3 separate regions of the Mus musculus genome follow, and all the other regions are linked to region 1. A link is a loop called in an ENCODE intact Hi-C map of the cell type or tissue named here. Cell type or tissue: heart. All regions are shown on one strand.

Evidence for each region. Hi-C counts contacts between places; a loop is a spot of excess contacts. Peaks named below come from ENCODE experiments on the same cell type or tissue, not always from the same donor. Only the 100,000 strongest peaks of a DNase experiment are listed, where the experiment ranks them.
Region 2: it touches region 1 in a loop (2.2-fold over the local background); 6 of 42 quality-filtered maps call a loop at or near these places.
Region 3: it touches region 1 in a loop (2.3-fold over the local background); 15 of 42 quality-filtered maps call a loop at or near these places.

Annotation. Positions count from the first base shown.
Region 1 is chr9:44,341,769-44,346,768 of GRCm38, forward strand. Hmbs (hydroxymethylbilane synthase) reads right to left here and starts at 613. Exons shown (of 14, transcript NM_001110251.1): 1 at 453-613; 2 at 250-303. The coding sequence starts at 285. In heart, no CTCF peak of the experiment used is centred here; DNase peaks (open chromatin) are centred at 1,663 and 2,213; H3K4me3 peaks cover 3,118 bases; H3K27ac peaks cover 3,522 bases.
Region 2 is chr9:44,127,700-44,132,699 of GRCm38, forward strand. All of the region lies in intron 1 of Gm10687 (predicted gene 10687), which reads right to left. Among named protein-coding and RNA genes, the nearest start is that of Gm10687, 4.3 kb to the right of the region's middle. In heart, no CTCF peak of the experiment used is centred here; DNase peaks (open chromatin) are centred at 2,432, 3,102 and 3,492; H3K4me3 peaks cover 1,608 bases; H3K27ac peaks cover 3,931 bases.
Region 3 is chr9:44,290,370-44,295,369 of GRCm38, forward strand. It overlaps a transcript of Hinfp not described here. Among named protein-coding and RNA genes, the nearest start is that of Abcg4, 4.6 kb to the left of the region's middle. In heart, a CTCF peak has its summit at 2,301 (motif pointing right); a DNase peak (open chromatin) is centred at 2,302.

The DNA.
Region 1 (5,000 bases):
CCAAGAAAGCAATGAAAGGGGTTAGACTTCTCACATGAGGCCTGCCCTGAGAGTCCCTTCTCTGTACCCCAATCATTTCCCTGCTCCAGAGACTCTCTTTTCTGTACCCCATGAAATCGACTCTCACACACTCTTATTTGCTCAATGCTAGCCTTTGGGTCCCACTAGTGACCCTGTGAGTCTCTGGGTCCCACTAGTGACCCTGTGAGCATTACAATTCTTGAGACAACGCGCTATGTCTGTACTCACCTGGCTCTTACGGGTGCCCACTCGAATCACCCTCATCTTTGAGCCGTTTTCTTCCTGCAGAAGAAAGTCCCTAGGTTACGATCTTTTCCTCATTCAAAGAACTAGGATCACAGGCTTAGGAAAGAGGACTCCCAGGTCCTAGGCAGGTGAGGCTGCTAGGAAGGAGAGACTCCCAGGACTGGTCCTTGAATCTTCCTTGGTACCTTCTGCCCTCCTACGGGATCCAGAGAAGCAAGACCAGAGGAAAAGCTGTAATAGGATCTGTTGTGGCAGCAGCAACAGGACACTGAGCCCCAAAGCCCAGCCTGGCCAAGGAGGTTCTGAGTGGGAGGGCTGCACACAGCCAGGTGGGCAAAATGATAAGGCCCATCAGCCTCGGCACAGTGAGGGTGGGCCCTGCTGGAGGGTGGGGCCTACAGAAGCTGGGGCAGGACAGCCGAAGCCTCCCATTGCTAGAGAACAAGCTCACTGTCCACAACAACTCAGGCACTTGAGAAGGCCTCACTAAGCCCTGGGTGAGTCACTAAGCATCCCTTAGTACCACCAGGATGTACTCCTAACAAGGACTGAAATCAACCAAGCTAATGTACAGCCCTTTCATGCCCTTGGCTGGGTGACTTTGGGAACATCATCCCATCAAGGGCTTGTTAAATTAAAGGCCACCTCATGCCTCAAGAAGTCCCAGAAGACTACAAGAATAAACTGCCTAACAGTCATTGCCTACTGGCTTCCTCTGGTGTCTTAAGCCAGAGCCAAGAGCTCAAAAGGACACACCTCTTTCTTTTGTTAAGGCGCCTTGGATAAAGGTGTCTAGGGCCAAGCAGGTAGAACTGGGTTCTGCAGTCTGATACAAAGGGGACAGGAGTCACTGTACAGATTGTCCCCCTTCCCTGCACCAGGTTCCTCATCTCACAGGTTCTTCTATAACCAGACACTCAAGTTCTTGGTCACTGAAGGTGAAAACTTGCTCTTGGACTCCAGTCTACTCCACTGCTGAAGATCCCTCCAACAAACGACTCTGAGATAGCCTTTGCAATTTAGCTGGGCTTGAAATAACACAGAAATTTCGGACAACAGGGAGCCCATAGAAAGGAATTGCTAAGTTCAAACAATTTGTTTTTTAATTAATTGACCCAGAACAGCATTTGAGCCGTGTCTGCATATTGTCCTTGCAACAACCCTACTAGGTTAGACAGGGTAGGTACTTCCACCCGTGTCACAGAAGCAAAGATGCAGAGTGGTCAAATTACTGTCTAAACATCTCACAGCTATGAACAGACAGAAAGTGGGTGCTGAAATCCAGGCCTTCCTACCCTAACCCTGTGCTCTAAAAATGTTTTCATAGCCAAGACTACTGCTTACTGCCTGGGCAGGAGATAAGCAGGCTTCCCAGCTCAGCCTTATCTCAGGCAGCCTGCCCACAAGTTCAGAACTTTCCAGGCAGGCCAGAAATGACAAGGCCCAGGGGTGGGTTCCCCCGCTCACAATAGCAATTCAGGTGTGTCTCTACTAGGACTTTTGTGGGTGGCTAAGGCTGGGTGACTTCATAACGGTGAACGGGAGAAGGCGTGTAACCTCCAAGATGTTTGTATACAGTTTTAAGAAGTGGGGTGTGCTCTCCCCTGAATGAAGTGGATCGTATTCCGAGATAGCTGGATTTGCCTCAGCCCCTTCTTCGTGAAAAGGATCTTGTCTGTGTATAATCCTTTACTGGCCGGGAACAACAGAGATCCAGCCAGAGCCTACAGGGATGGAATCCCAGGGCGGACCACCTTTCCACTCACAACCCCGCCCCCACTGCTCGAGATCACTCCTTCCCTGCCTTAGGGCAACCTAGTTACTGGCCCTTTAAAAAAAACCTTGGGGGGGGGGGGAAAATGACAGCTAACTATTCCGACCAATAGACGACGAGAACATGGCAACCCGGGGCCAATCATTGCACCCAGAAAGCCCCGAGAAGTGCGGGTCATCGGTCACCGGCTCAGAACTCACCGCGGTTGTGGCCGCGCCGCCGTTACCGGACATGACTCCGCCCAGGGCGCAGGCGCGGCAGTGCCGCTGCGGTCCCCTGGTGTCTGCAGAAGCCGGCGACCTGGGCCGGCCGGGACTGAAGGCACATGGGGCCCGAGCCCGCACTTCACTCCGGCTGCAGGACCTGCTGAGCTCTGCGTCACGTCCGCTGCCCTCCCTCAACGGGGCGGTGCCTTCCTCTGGGCGGGAATTAGGATTGCGACATAGCCAGCCTCTTCGCTCAAGTCCACTGCACAGAACAACTCAAAAAGATTTTTTTCCTTTTCAATTTTTATTATCTTTTACTTTTTAAAAAAATTATTTTATGTATATGAGTACACCATTGCTCTCTTCTTTAGACACACCAGAAAAGGGCATCAGACCCTATTGCAGATGGTTGTGAGCCACCATGTGGTTTCTGGGAATTGAACTCAGGACCTCTGAAAGAGCAGTCAGTGCTCTTAACCACTAAGCTCTCCAGCCCTATTTACTTTGTGTGTGGGGGGGGGGTGGGGGGGGTGTTTTGAGACAGGATCTGTGTAGCCCCTGGCTGTTTTAGAACTAGCACTGTAGACCAGACTAGCCTTAAATTTACATACATCATAGATCAGCCTGCCCCTACCTCCCAAGTGCTGGGATTTAAAGCCACCCCCTCACCTGGCTATTTTATATTGCATTTATTCAGTGTAGTGTTGGTGCATACGGAGGTCCTAGGATAACCTGACAGAGTTAGCTCTTGCCCTCCATTATGTCCCAGACCGTTTGAACAAGTTTCCATGCCTGCCTGCTAGGGTGCTCTCATCGTCCATAAAGAACTTCAGAAGGCTCCTCAGAATTTGACAGACTCACCTCTCCAGCGCTGGCATAAGCAATTAGTGTAACAGTTGTTTTTTCTTCTTCTTGTTGATTTGTTTTGTTTTAATGAGGCAAGATTTGTGCTGTTATGAGCCCAGGCTGGCCTTGAAGTTTTCCATTTTCTTGCCTTAGCTCCCCATAGTAGAGAGTATTTCTTGTTTGTTTGGTTGGTTGGTTGGTTGAGACAGGGTCTCATGTAGCCTAGCCTCAAACTTGTTATGTAGCTCAGAATGGCCTTGAACTAGCATTAGAACATATACCACCATGCTTGAATTTCCAAAGAGATAAAAGGTCCTGTCAGGGTCTCTAGAGATGGCTCAGTGGTTAAGAGCATTTGCTGCTCTTACAGAGGACCTGGGTTTGGTTTCCAGCAGTTCTATAAGTTCTGACAGCCTTTCCTAATCTCCCTGAGCACCAAGCATGCATGAGGTGCACATGCATACAGGCAGGCACCTACACATGCATAAAATAAAAATATAACTTACAAAAAATTGTGAAAAGCTGGGCATGATGGTACTTCTTTAATCCCAACACTTAAGAGTTAGAGGATCTCAAGGCCAACTTCAACCACACAGTAGATTTAAAACTAGTCTGGGCTACCAGAGACCCTATTTCCCTCTCCCACCCCAGGGAAGTCCAGGTAGCCAGATGGTACACACCTTTATTCTCAGCACTCCGGATGCAGAGGCAAATCTCTGCAAATGTGTGACTAGACTACATAGTGAGACCCTGCCTCACAAAGGGTGTGTGTGGGGTGTGCAACCCTGGAGACAAGGGAGTGTGTGGGGTGTGCAATCCTAGAGACAAGTGTGTGGGGCGTGCAACCCTGGAGACAAGGGAATGTGTGGGGCGTACAACCCTGGAGATGAGTGGGAGTGCCAACACTGTGAGGGACAGATTCAGGCTTCACATGTCCTAGGCATACATTGCACCACTGAGCTCTATGCCCAGCCTCCAAAGTGCTTGCCAGGTGTGGGGAGGCTGAGGCAAAAGGATTCTTAATTCTATACTATGTTGCATAGCAAGACCCTGTCTCAAAAGCAAAAAGAACCCTAGCACACACAAACACAGACATGCTGGACTGGTATGCACAGCCCTTGTATCACATGCCTAAGGTCTTGGGTTAGCTCCAAGAAACAAATTGTTCTTTCCACTACTTTGATTAATAGCAATGAATCAAGCATTGTACAGAGGTCATTTGTTTCTTAAGTCAAAATTGCTATTCAAAGTAATATCCAGATGGGAAAACTGAGGTTCTGAGAAAGTAGAAATTGACCTAAGTGGTTGGAAGGAGCGGGGCACTCACATGATCCCAGCTACTGGGGAGGTTGAGACAAGAAGAGGACACCTTGAGCCCAGGAGTTCAAGACCTGCCTAGACAACAAAGGAAGACCCCATGTCGAGCTGGGTGTGGTGGCACACCCCTTTAATCCCAGCACTTGGGAGGCAGAGGCAGGCGGATTTCTGAGTTCAAGACCAGCCTGATCTACAAAGTGAGTTCCAGGACAGCCAGGGCTACAGAGAAACCCTGTCTCGAAAAACCAAAAAAAAAAAAAAAAAAAAACCCATGTCAAAATGAAAAAGAATGGCCCTGGAGCTGCAAGATGGCTCAGTAAGCAAAGCACTTACCTGTGCAGTCATGGTGGCCTGAGTCTGACCCGTTCTAATCCATGGTAAAGGTGGAAGAGAATCCACTCTGAGAGCTGACCTCTGACCTGCCCACCCTACCTCCACATCACACACATACCAAATGAATGTAAAGGAGCTCGAAATCCAATAATACAGCCAGGCAGGACTCAGTCTCGGCAGTCTGATCCAGTCTAACTGCCAACGGAGTGGCCACCTGTAAGCCCAGCCCTAAACAGACTAAAGACAACTGTCACAAG
Region 2 (5,000 bases), 210 kb before region 1:
CCCGGTTCCAGAAAGACTCTCCTGGCTGGCAGAGGTCCCGGGACCAGGCTCTGGCACTCCCTGTTCTGAGTCCCTGTTCTACCTTCTTTTGAGTCCACAGAGTTCAGCCTTTAATTTGGCTCTTCTCATGACTGACCTTTCTTCAGACCCTCATTGCTTGCTGGGATTGTAGTTCATTGGCAGATGCTCGCTCACCCAGCACACACGAAGTCTCGGTTTGATCCACAGCATTGCATGAAACAGGCAAGGTGGGACATGCCTATGATACCAGAACTCAGGGCACCAGGGCTAGAAGACCAGAAGTGCAAAGCCATCCTTGGTACATAGGAAGTTTAAGGCCAATCAAGACAAAATTTAATTTTTTAAAAAAGATTTATTTATGGGCTGGTGAGATGGCTCAGTGGGTAAGAGCACCCGACTGCTCTTCCAAAGGTCCGGAGTTCAAATCCCAGCAACCACATGGTGGCTCACAACCATCCATAACAAAAATCTGATGCCCTCTTCTGGAGTGTCTGAAGACAACTACAGTGTACACATATAATAAATAAATATCTTTAAAAAAAAAAGGGGGGGTCTTGAATTAAAGAGGCAGGCAGCAGATTTCTGAGTTCAAGTCCAGCCTGGTTTACAGAGTGAGTTCCAGGACAGCCAGGGCTGCACAGAGAAACCTTGTCTCAAAAACAGAAACAAAAAAGAAAGGGTCTTGAAATCTTGCCCAGGCTAGCCTCAGCCCCCTACCTCAGCCTCCCAAGTACCAGGAAAGCATGGGCTATGCTGCCCAGAGTTTCCTCTGAAAGTTTGTTGTTGTTTTTTTGAGTCTTGACACAAGGTGTTTTTGTGTAACACAACTCTGGTTGTCCTGGAACTTGCTCTGTAAACCAAGCTGGCCTTGACCTCAGAGACCCACCTGCCTCTGCCTCCCCAGGAGTGGAATTAAAATAGGAAGCTGGCTTCTATCACCCAGCTAAATGCTAATTTTTCTTTTAAGGATAACATTTCACTATATAAATCCAGGCTGGCCTCAAAACCATGATCCTCCTATCTTCACTTCTAAATGCTGGGACGAAAGGCCTGTTCAAGTACACCCACCCTTTCTCATTTTCTCTTTTAAAGATCAAGATAAACTTGGCTCACCAAAGTGACCCCTAAGTAAAAGTTCTAGGCTGTAAAGTTCCCTGTAAAGAGAGCACAGCTCCTTCTGTCCCTCAGAACTCTGTCCTGGTTCTGTTAGGTAGTAAGCTGGTCTCAAGACCACCAGTTCCTTCAGTGTTTGAGCCCTCACGGCTTCCAGCGGGACAGATGCTTGCAAGAGAAGCAGGTCTGCACCTCCCCGGCTAGTTTGGATCCAAATCCCATGATCCACTGAAGCTCCCCTGGTGGCCCAAAGTAGCGGGGTGTTAGCTTCTTGTGGGTTCTTCTTCCTTCCACCCTTCTCCATCCCCCTTCCCACACTTTCAACCCCCTAACACTAGATAGGAGAAAGGGGAAGAAGAAGGGGCGACTTTATAGACTACTTCCTGCTGATCAGGGGCAGAGTTCCTTAGGGAGAGTTTGAGCTATGGAGTCAGGATATCTAATACCGTCTTCCTTCTTTGCACCAGACAACTTAAACCATAGCCCACCCTGTCTCTCTGGGCTCTGGGATTTATATACCCTCTGAAAAGTCCCCAGAAACTATCTGCTGTTGGCAAAACCACACCCCTGCTACAGCAGGAGACAAATCATAGTTAGCAGCTATGGACAATCTGAAGCAGTCCCATATCCCATATCTGGGATTAAAATGAAAACATCCTTATAATATTTGTTTGGTTTTGTTTTTCACTTGAAACCAGAATTCTCACCGTCTAGGTATGCAGTCTGGGAAGCCAGCAGGTGGGCCTTGTCTATCTCCTTTATTCTCAAGTCAACTACCGTAAGATCCCAACCCTGTCAGGTCCCTTTCTGGGTTGACAGCCTTAAGGACTGAGGGTGTTACGTCCTCCGAGAACACAGGGGCCAGCAGAATGTGACTTCGGATTTCCCACAAGCTCCCCAGCTTATCAGCCTCCAGGACAATGCAAAGTCAAACTTAAGCAGCCCTCTGGGGACATTCCTCCCCCTGGGTGGTGGTATTTGGGAGAGAGGATGTGAAACTTCCTGGGGGTGGGAGTAGGTATAAACTTCCAGCATCCGGCCTGGGCCCCCTACATCCTCCTTACCCCAGATTTAAGCTGGGGACCGGGAAATGGGACGAGGGTATGAACCTAGAAGCCTCAGATCCAGGACTTCACCAGTGACTTGACTTGCTCTGCGCAGGGAGCCCGCTGCTGGGACCCGGTGCTTGGGCAGAATCCTGCCCGCGGGGTCCCACTCTACCCTGGACCCTGAGGCACAGCGGCACCGCACTCCCGTTCTCCCCCGGGACCTGACCCCGCCCTTTCAGAGGAGTGACAGGACCGACTGAATCACCGCTCAGTACCGCGCTGGGAAAGACTCTGAGACCGGATTCGAGATTTCCGGAGAGTCCTATGGTCCCCCTCCCAACTCGACTGAGCCGCCTGAGCATTTTTGGTAATGTTTGGGTTGGTGAGGACGACCGGATGCCCCGCCTCCCCTCGGCATCCCCTGGGCAGGACCTCGGAGCTTCGGGCTGCTGCAGCGCCTTCCCGCCTCGGCTGCTTCTGTGCACTAGAGACCCTGGACGCTGCGAAGTGGGCCTGTGGACTGTTCCACAAGGAGAGACCCCCAGGCTCAGAAGGGACAAGAGTGGCAGTCTAATGTCTAAATATTCACATAAGGGCTGGGAGCAGGATGGAAGGGCCACGACCCCTGTCAACATACCTCAATCACTGCTGCCTTGTTGGCTTTAAGGGTTCATAGTCTAACAAATATCCTGATTCGTTCATACTTGCCTCCCCACATCCCAACTCTACGGCAAGGAAGGGGCCAAGAGAAGAGGCCTTAAGTTCCCAGGGGAGTCCTGGAATGTTGGGAGCCTGGGAACAGACCCAGCAGTACATGGGAAAGCCAGGCGGTGGGAATCCCACCATCCAGCCCCCTCCCCAGCACGAACCACCGGATGCTGCAGACCTCAGCGCCCCAACAGCGGGGTTTGTGCCCGTGGAAGTCCCCACCCTAGCCCAAGTCCGGTGCAACCCTAAGGTTCAGTAGGCCAGCTGTGACGAAGACGCCCCTCCCCCACTCTGCTCCAACATAATCCTCCCCTTTGTGTCACTAGCTTCCCCCCCCCCACCCCCTTCTCTGGCTCCCCCGTCTCTGACCCCTGCACAATAGGGCCTTTGCCGCCTCCAAGGGTGGAGATGAACTCACGGTTTTTCCAAGTTTAAAAATAGCTCCTCCCATCCCCCCTCCAGAAAGCCACCCTCCCCCTCTTCCATGTTGCTGCTGGTGTGCACCCCAATACAGTGTGCGCCTCCTTCCTCCTGCCCTGGGTCAGGTGCGAAGGACATGAGTGAGACTTCGTGTCCGGCCGGAGTAGGGCCTGCTTCCCTCCATTCAATTCCTTCCTACACATCTTCCACCCACCCCTAGTATCCGGTTTCCTGGCTTGGTGTTCTCTGGAGCAATTGACCCCCCCTTCTCACGCACCCTGGTTTTCACTCTGCACAGTCTCCTCCCAGAACAGATCCCCCCTACTCTCTAAAGTCCCCTGCCACCGCTCCTGGGTCCTGTTTTCTGGACAGGGATGGGAGGGGCGATGGGGAGATGGAGACCCCGGCCCCTCAACCTCTACAGATGCCAAGACTGCCGCTCACCGCTCCCCCCACCCCCATCTCCTCATCACAGCTGCAAGCACACTATATTCATTTCCTTCCTCCGCCCAGGCCATCCTTCCCAGCAAAGGGAGTGGGCATCCTTGTCTTTTTACCTCCAACTCTACTCTTCCCCACTGTAATAAGGAATGGAAAGCCCCAGCCACACAGGGCTGTAGGTGACTGGACTGGGATGCCCACTCTCCCATCCAGCCTGTGTGCCTAGCTGCAGTATGCTGCCTCTCGCCTCCCGGTTCTTCTCTCGTATGCTGGTTTCACTCCTGGCTAAAGGAAGTCCTCATGAGAGGGAAGCTCTGTTCTCTGGTGTCTTAGATGAGCTGAAGGCTCTACTCCCACTCACTCCACACAGACTATGCTCTCTGCTCTCTGTTCTGGTTCATAGCCCTTCGAGTCTCTCCAGAGTCCTTAACCCATCTTTGGTTTGTAATTTCAAAAGGGATGGTCTTCATAGACCATGTCTAGGCTGAGTGAGTGTCCCCTGATCCTTTCCTACCAGCTGGAGGCTACTTGCTGCTGCTGCTGCTGCTGCTGCTGCTGCTGCTGCTATTCTATTTTTTAAAGAGTTCTTTTTTAAAATCTTTAAAGATTATCCTAGGCCGGGCATGGTGGCGCATGCCTTTAATCCCAGCACTTGGGAGGCAGAGGCATGCGGATTTCTGAGTTCGAGGCCAGCCTGGTCTACAAAGTGAGTTCCAGTACAGCCGGGTCTACACAGAGAAAGCCTGTCTCGAAAAACCAAACCAAAAAAAAAAAAAAAGATTATCCTATTAGGCTCCTTTAGATAAAGCAGATACTTGTAAGGCAAAATAAATGTTAAGTAAACGTCTTGTGGGCTGAAGGGGTTGTGTGTTCTCCCAACACTGCCCAAACCACTCTTAAACTCAGGCTCTGCATCTGAGAGTAGCTGGGAGTGTAGCTCAGGTATCTACCAGTCAGCCAACGCTGTCTACCTGGCACAGAAATGTGCTACTTTCAGGTTTGTGTTCTTTTTGATTTTCCTAGTAAGCTAACAGCTCCTTACACAGAAACATGGGAAAGACTGAAGTTCGGCTCAGGACAGAGGAACATCCTTTGTGTCAGCAAAGTCTGCTGAGAACGTGTTTTGTGTACTTGACACAGAATGGGGATGGGGGGCAGTAACGCCAGAGGCCTCAGCACCATCCCAGTAACTTAGGGAGATGCCACCGTAGACTTCCAGTCCTCAGGTTAGTGCCGAATTCAGGGAAC
Region 3 (5,000 bases), 51 kb before region 1:
GAGAGAGAGAGCGAGAGAGCGAGAGAGCGAGAGAGCAAGAGAGAGAGAGATCTCCACCATCACATCACTCTGGGTCTCCTATGAGCTTTTTGAAACCTCCAAGACCATCCCCAGTGACATTCCTCTTTCAACAAGGCCACACCTCCTAATCCTTCTTAAACAGTGCCACTTCCTGGTGACTAAGCATTCAAATATATGAGGGGGGCATAATTCTTATTGAAACCCTCACACTTGAGTAATAGTATATATTATCTTCTCACATATTTATCACTTCTTTCTGTTGGATATATCCAACCTACTAGCTTTTTTGAAGTATCCAATCACTGGCACCCACAGTTAGCCCACCGTTATAACACATCAGAAATGGTTTTCCCAGGGCTGAGGGTACAACTCAGTGGTTCAACCCTCAGCACCGCACACGAAAGCTTTTACTATTGCACACTGTGCCTGCTGACCTCTCCCCACCCCCACCACCTCAACCCCACGGAGTCTTCTCTTGAGCAGGTTCCTCATCTCTTCGCCTCATCAGGAACATGGAGATGGCAAACGCACAGCATAACTGGTCGGGCATGGAGGCACATGTCATAGTCCTGGCACTGAATGAGGAGGACCTTGAGGTCAAGGGTAGCCTTGTGATTCTCAGAGACCATGCAGCCCTGGGGGTAGGGGTGCCAGCACGGGGAGGGGGAAATGCTGCCCATGATTCAGGATCATTTTCTTTCTCCAGAACGATACCCCACTTCTTGGCAAAGGAGAAGCCACACTTATCCTAGATAGACCTTGTACCTTACCAACAGTGGTTGTCACACTTTAGTGTTCACCCCAAATCCTCTGAAAGGCTAAAGACTTATGTGCTGGGTTCCACTCCTAAGGTTTCTGACTTAGTATCTAGAGTGGGTCTTTGCTTAGTATAGACCTCATCTTCTAAGTCATCTTGTGACAGACTTTTCTTAATGTCCAGATCTCCCCCGCTTCTCCAAATACATATCTGCCTATTCCCTAAGATTTATCTTTTTTGTTCCCCGAGAGAATCCTCCCATTCCTACCTAGCCCTTCCCACTACCTCCATCCAAGCAGTTTATTTCCACGGAAGATTTCCTATGGCCAGACATGCAACGGTTGATAATTCTCATCTCAGCTTAGTGCTAGGCGATAATCTAAGCAACAGGCTGCTCTGGACAAGGATTTGTGTGAGTAGTTGATAAGCTTTATGGGGGGGAAAGGAGTGTGGTGGGGTCCTGTGGGATCCAAAAAGGATTTAGACTGGAGATTTGGGAACTGGTCCAGTTGTTCCCAGCACCCCGAGTCTTTGTCCAGTGTGATCTCTCTTGCCCACCAACTGGCTCAACTCTAAACCTGTAAGTCTGTCAAGAAGAAGAGTCTCTGCTGGACATTTGGGAGGTGCTGCTCGGGATGGAAAGGGGGTGCTCAAAAAGGAGAGAGCTTCCTCGCTTCTACAGTACAGCAGCAAAGTTCATCCTCTCTTTCTTGGCTCCCAAACACAGGCAAGTAAGTGGTAACCGTTCTGAACTCTGGCATGATGATCTTCAGAGAGTCTTTCTTGCTTTTGTTTTTTTGAGACAGGATTTCTCTGTGTACCCTTGGCTGTCCTGGAACTCACTCTGTAGACCAGGTTGGCCTCGAACTCAGAAATCCACCTGCCTCTACCTCCCGAGTGCTGGGATTAAAGGTATGCACCACCACTGCCCTGGCGAGAGTCTTGCTTTTAAAGAGTATCTTGTCCCTGTCCTCCTATTCCCTAGCCACCACAGCTGAGCAGTTCCCGTCCCCCACATTCTCCCCCCACGATTTCTCATTGTAGGCCCAGAAACAACTATAGGCATGGCCTGAAACCTCTTTAAAAAAAAAAAAGCCAAAATAAATTCTTTTTGCCTTGTATACCTCATAGGTTTCTTTGTTTTTGTTATAGCGAAAGAGACTAACATAGAATATAAAATAATGTTAGTTGTTTGAGACTGGGTATCTCTGTGTAGCCCTGACTGTCCTGGAATTTACTGTGTAGACCAGTCAGAGCTCTACTGGGATTAAAGGCACCACCACACTCAAGTCTGACATAAAATAATTTAATCAAGCATTTAAACAAGTGTTCTACCATTGAGCTACATTCATGGCCCCTAGAGCCGCGTCTTTCTCTCCTGTTACATGATAGTTCCTTTGATAGGAAGTGAATGCCAAGTTCTCTACCAAAGCCTTTTTGTCTTTTAGGATTACTTATGTGGATGAGTGTTTTGCCTGCATGTATGTCTGTGTACCACATGCACGTTTCATGCTCACAGAGGCCAGCAGAGGGCATCAGATCTCCTGGAACTGGGAGTTATAGATGGCCTTGAGCTACCTGTGGGTACTCATACCTGAACCTGAATCCTCTGGAAGAACAGCAAGTGCTCTTAACCACTGTGTCACCTCTCCAGTCCACACATGTTACTGTGTATTAGTTTCATTTTCTGTTGCTGTGACAAATATCCTGCTAAAAGCACTTTAAGGGACAAAGGGTTATTATGCTCGTAATTCCAAAGTTACAGACTACTGGGGAGTCAAGGTGTCAGGAACTTGACACATATCACAGTCAAGAGCAGAGAACAAATACACACATGCCTGCCAGTGTTCAGCTGTCTCTACACTAAGGATCTGCCTGCCCAGAAAATAGTGCCACCCACAGTGGGTGGATCTTCTTACCTCAACACAATCAAGATAATCCCACACAGACATGCTCACAATGGGTCAGCGAGATCTAGACAGTCCCTCAATGAGACTCTCTTTGCAGGTGACTCTAGATTACGTCAAGTTGGCAAATTAACTGTCACAACTGGAAACTGAACTTATGCCTTTGTTAGGTAAATACTATAGGGCTGGTCTTAACCAAAGTCTCTTTCTTTATCTACCTTCCCTCAGTAGAACTTGAAGTCTTGTAACACCCTTTGGCTCATCCGTTTTGCCTCCAGAGGACCTGAGTTCAATTCCCAGCATGGTCTAGAAACGATTTCTTTACCCCTTCCTGCTACACTACATGAAAGGACCATGCTCTTCATTTATTCCAGTCCTGAGCAGTTTATTCATTCATTTCATATTTGAGTGCTCTTCTGAGAAGCAGCCACACTAGTTCCCAACTCCTGGGTTCCCTGGTATCCCCATCGCACCAAACCCTTCAAACACTGCAATCCTTCTAGGGCTGCCTTCTTTGTGTTACTGCTTAGGAGGAAGCCTCTTCCTGCAGTCTTCCCGAACTTCTACACGTAATCTGCCTAAGCTATAGCAAAGACTCAATAGAAATTGATATAGCCTTTTGTTTTTTCTTTACAAAGGCCATCTATTTCTGAGACAGGCTCTCTCTGCATAGCCCTGAATGTCCTGGAACATAGACCAGACTTGCCTCCAATTCAAGGGATCTGCTGGACTCTCCTGAATGCTGGTATTAGGTGTGTACCACTACACTTCTGTAATAGGCAGTTTTTGCAGTAAGAAATCAGGAGCTGAGTATGGTGGTACATACTTGTAATCCCAGCAGCCAGGAAGCGGGTTAGAGAAGAGAACCAAAAGATCTGAAGCCTGCCTCTCAAAGCAAAATTTAAAAGAAAAAAAAACAGTCCTCATCATCCCCTACTCTCACCCCAAGACAGGATTTCTGTGTAGCCCTGGCTATCCTGGAACTCTCTCAATAGACCAGGCTATCCTTGAACTCATAGAGATCTACATGGATGTCTTTTAAGTGCTGGGATTAAAAGGGTGCACCACCACCATCTAGCTCCTTTTCGTTTTCTTTTTAGCAAAGCTGGGAAGGAAAGCCAGGGCCTTGTTTACAAAGCACAAGACAGAAGACCCAAGTCAAACGAGCTCAGGGAGATCCTGCCTCACACAGGTGGTGCTGGTGGTGGTGAAGCAGACACAGTTCCTGGACAGTTTAGGAAGGCTTCGTCCTGAAGATGCTAAAGTTCAGAAATCCTTCTATGCAGCTATCTAAGGATCTAAGGTCCCCAAGAATACTCCCTTTACACGGACTAAGAGAGCCAACAAAAGGGCAATATGCATGGGGATGGCTCGGTCAGTAAGTGCTTGCTCTACAAACACAAGGATCTGAGCCCAGACACCCAACACTTAGGTAAAAGCTCTACCCAGCATGGTATCAGGGGCAGAGAAAGGCAAATCCCCAGAGCTCACTGGTTAGTCGAGAAAACAGGTGAGAGTGCACATACCATGTACCCAGGGACAGACACTCACACATATACTACACTTTTTTTTTTTAAGTTTTTTTGAGACAGGATTTCTCCATGTAGCCCTGGCTATTCTAGAACTCACTCTGTAGACCAGACTGGCCTTAACCTCCAATGCCCGCCTCTGTCTCCTTAAGTGTCAGGATTAAAGGTAAGTGCCACTATGTCTAATGTTTTTCAATTGGGGAAAAAAAAGGGTGGGGTGGGGGCTGGAGAGATGGCTCAGTGGTTAAGAGCACTAACTGTTCTTCCAGAGGTCCTCAGTTCAATTCCCAGCAACCACATGGTGGCTCACAACCACAGCAATGGGAATCTGATGTCCTCTTTGTGTCTGAGAACAGTGACAGTATACTCATAAACAAAATAAATAAAATCTTTAAAAATAAAGAAAAAAAAAGAGTTAATTCTTTTGAGGAATTTCAACTTCAAGAATACAACAAAAGAGGCTGGAGAGATGGCTAAGCAGGCGAGAGCACTTGTTGCTCTTGCAGAGAACCACATTCAGTTTCCAGCACCCACCTGTCTTTAACTTCAGTTCCAGAGGATTGGTCACCCTTTTTACCTGCATGGACACTGCTTGACTATGATATACTTACATACATAAAGGCAAAACACACACACACACACACATGATCATATATGTGACATAAGCTTATCAAAATAGATCCACTCTGTAGGAAACTGTATAGATTTTCTAGCTTGATTCCTGGCCCTTGAGTATTTGGCATTCTCTAGGGTCACTTCCTGACCTACCTCCATTTCTGTTTCCTT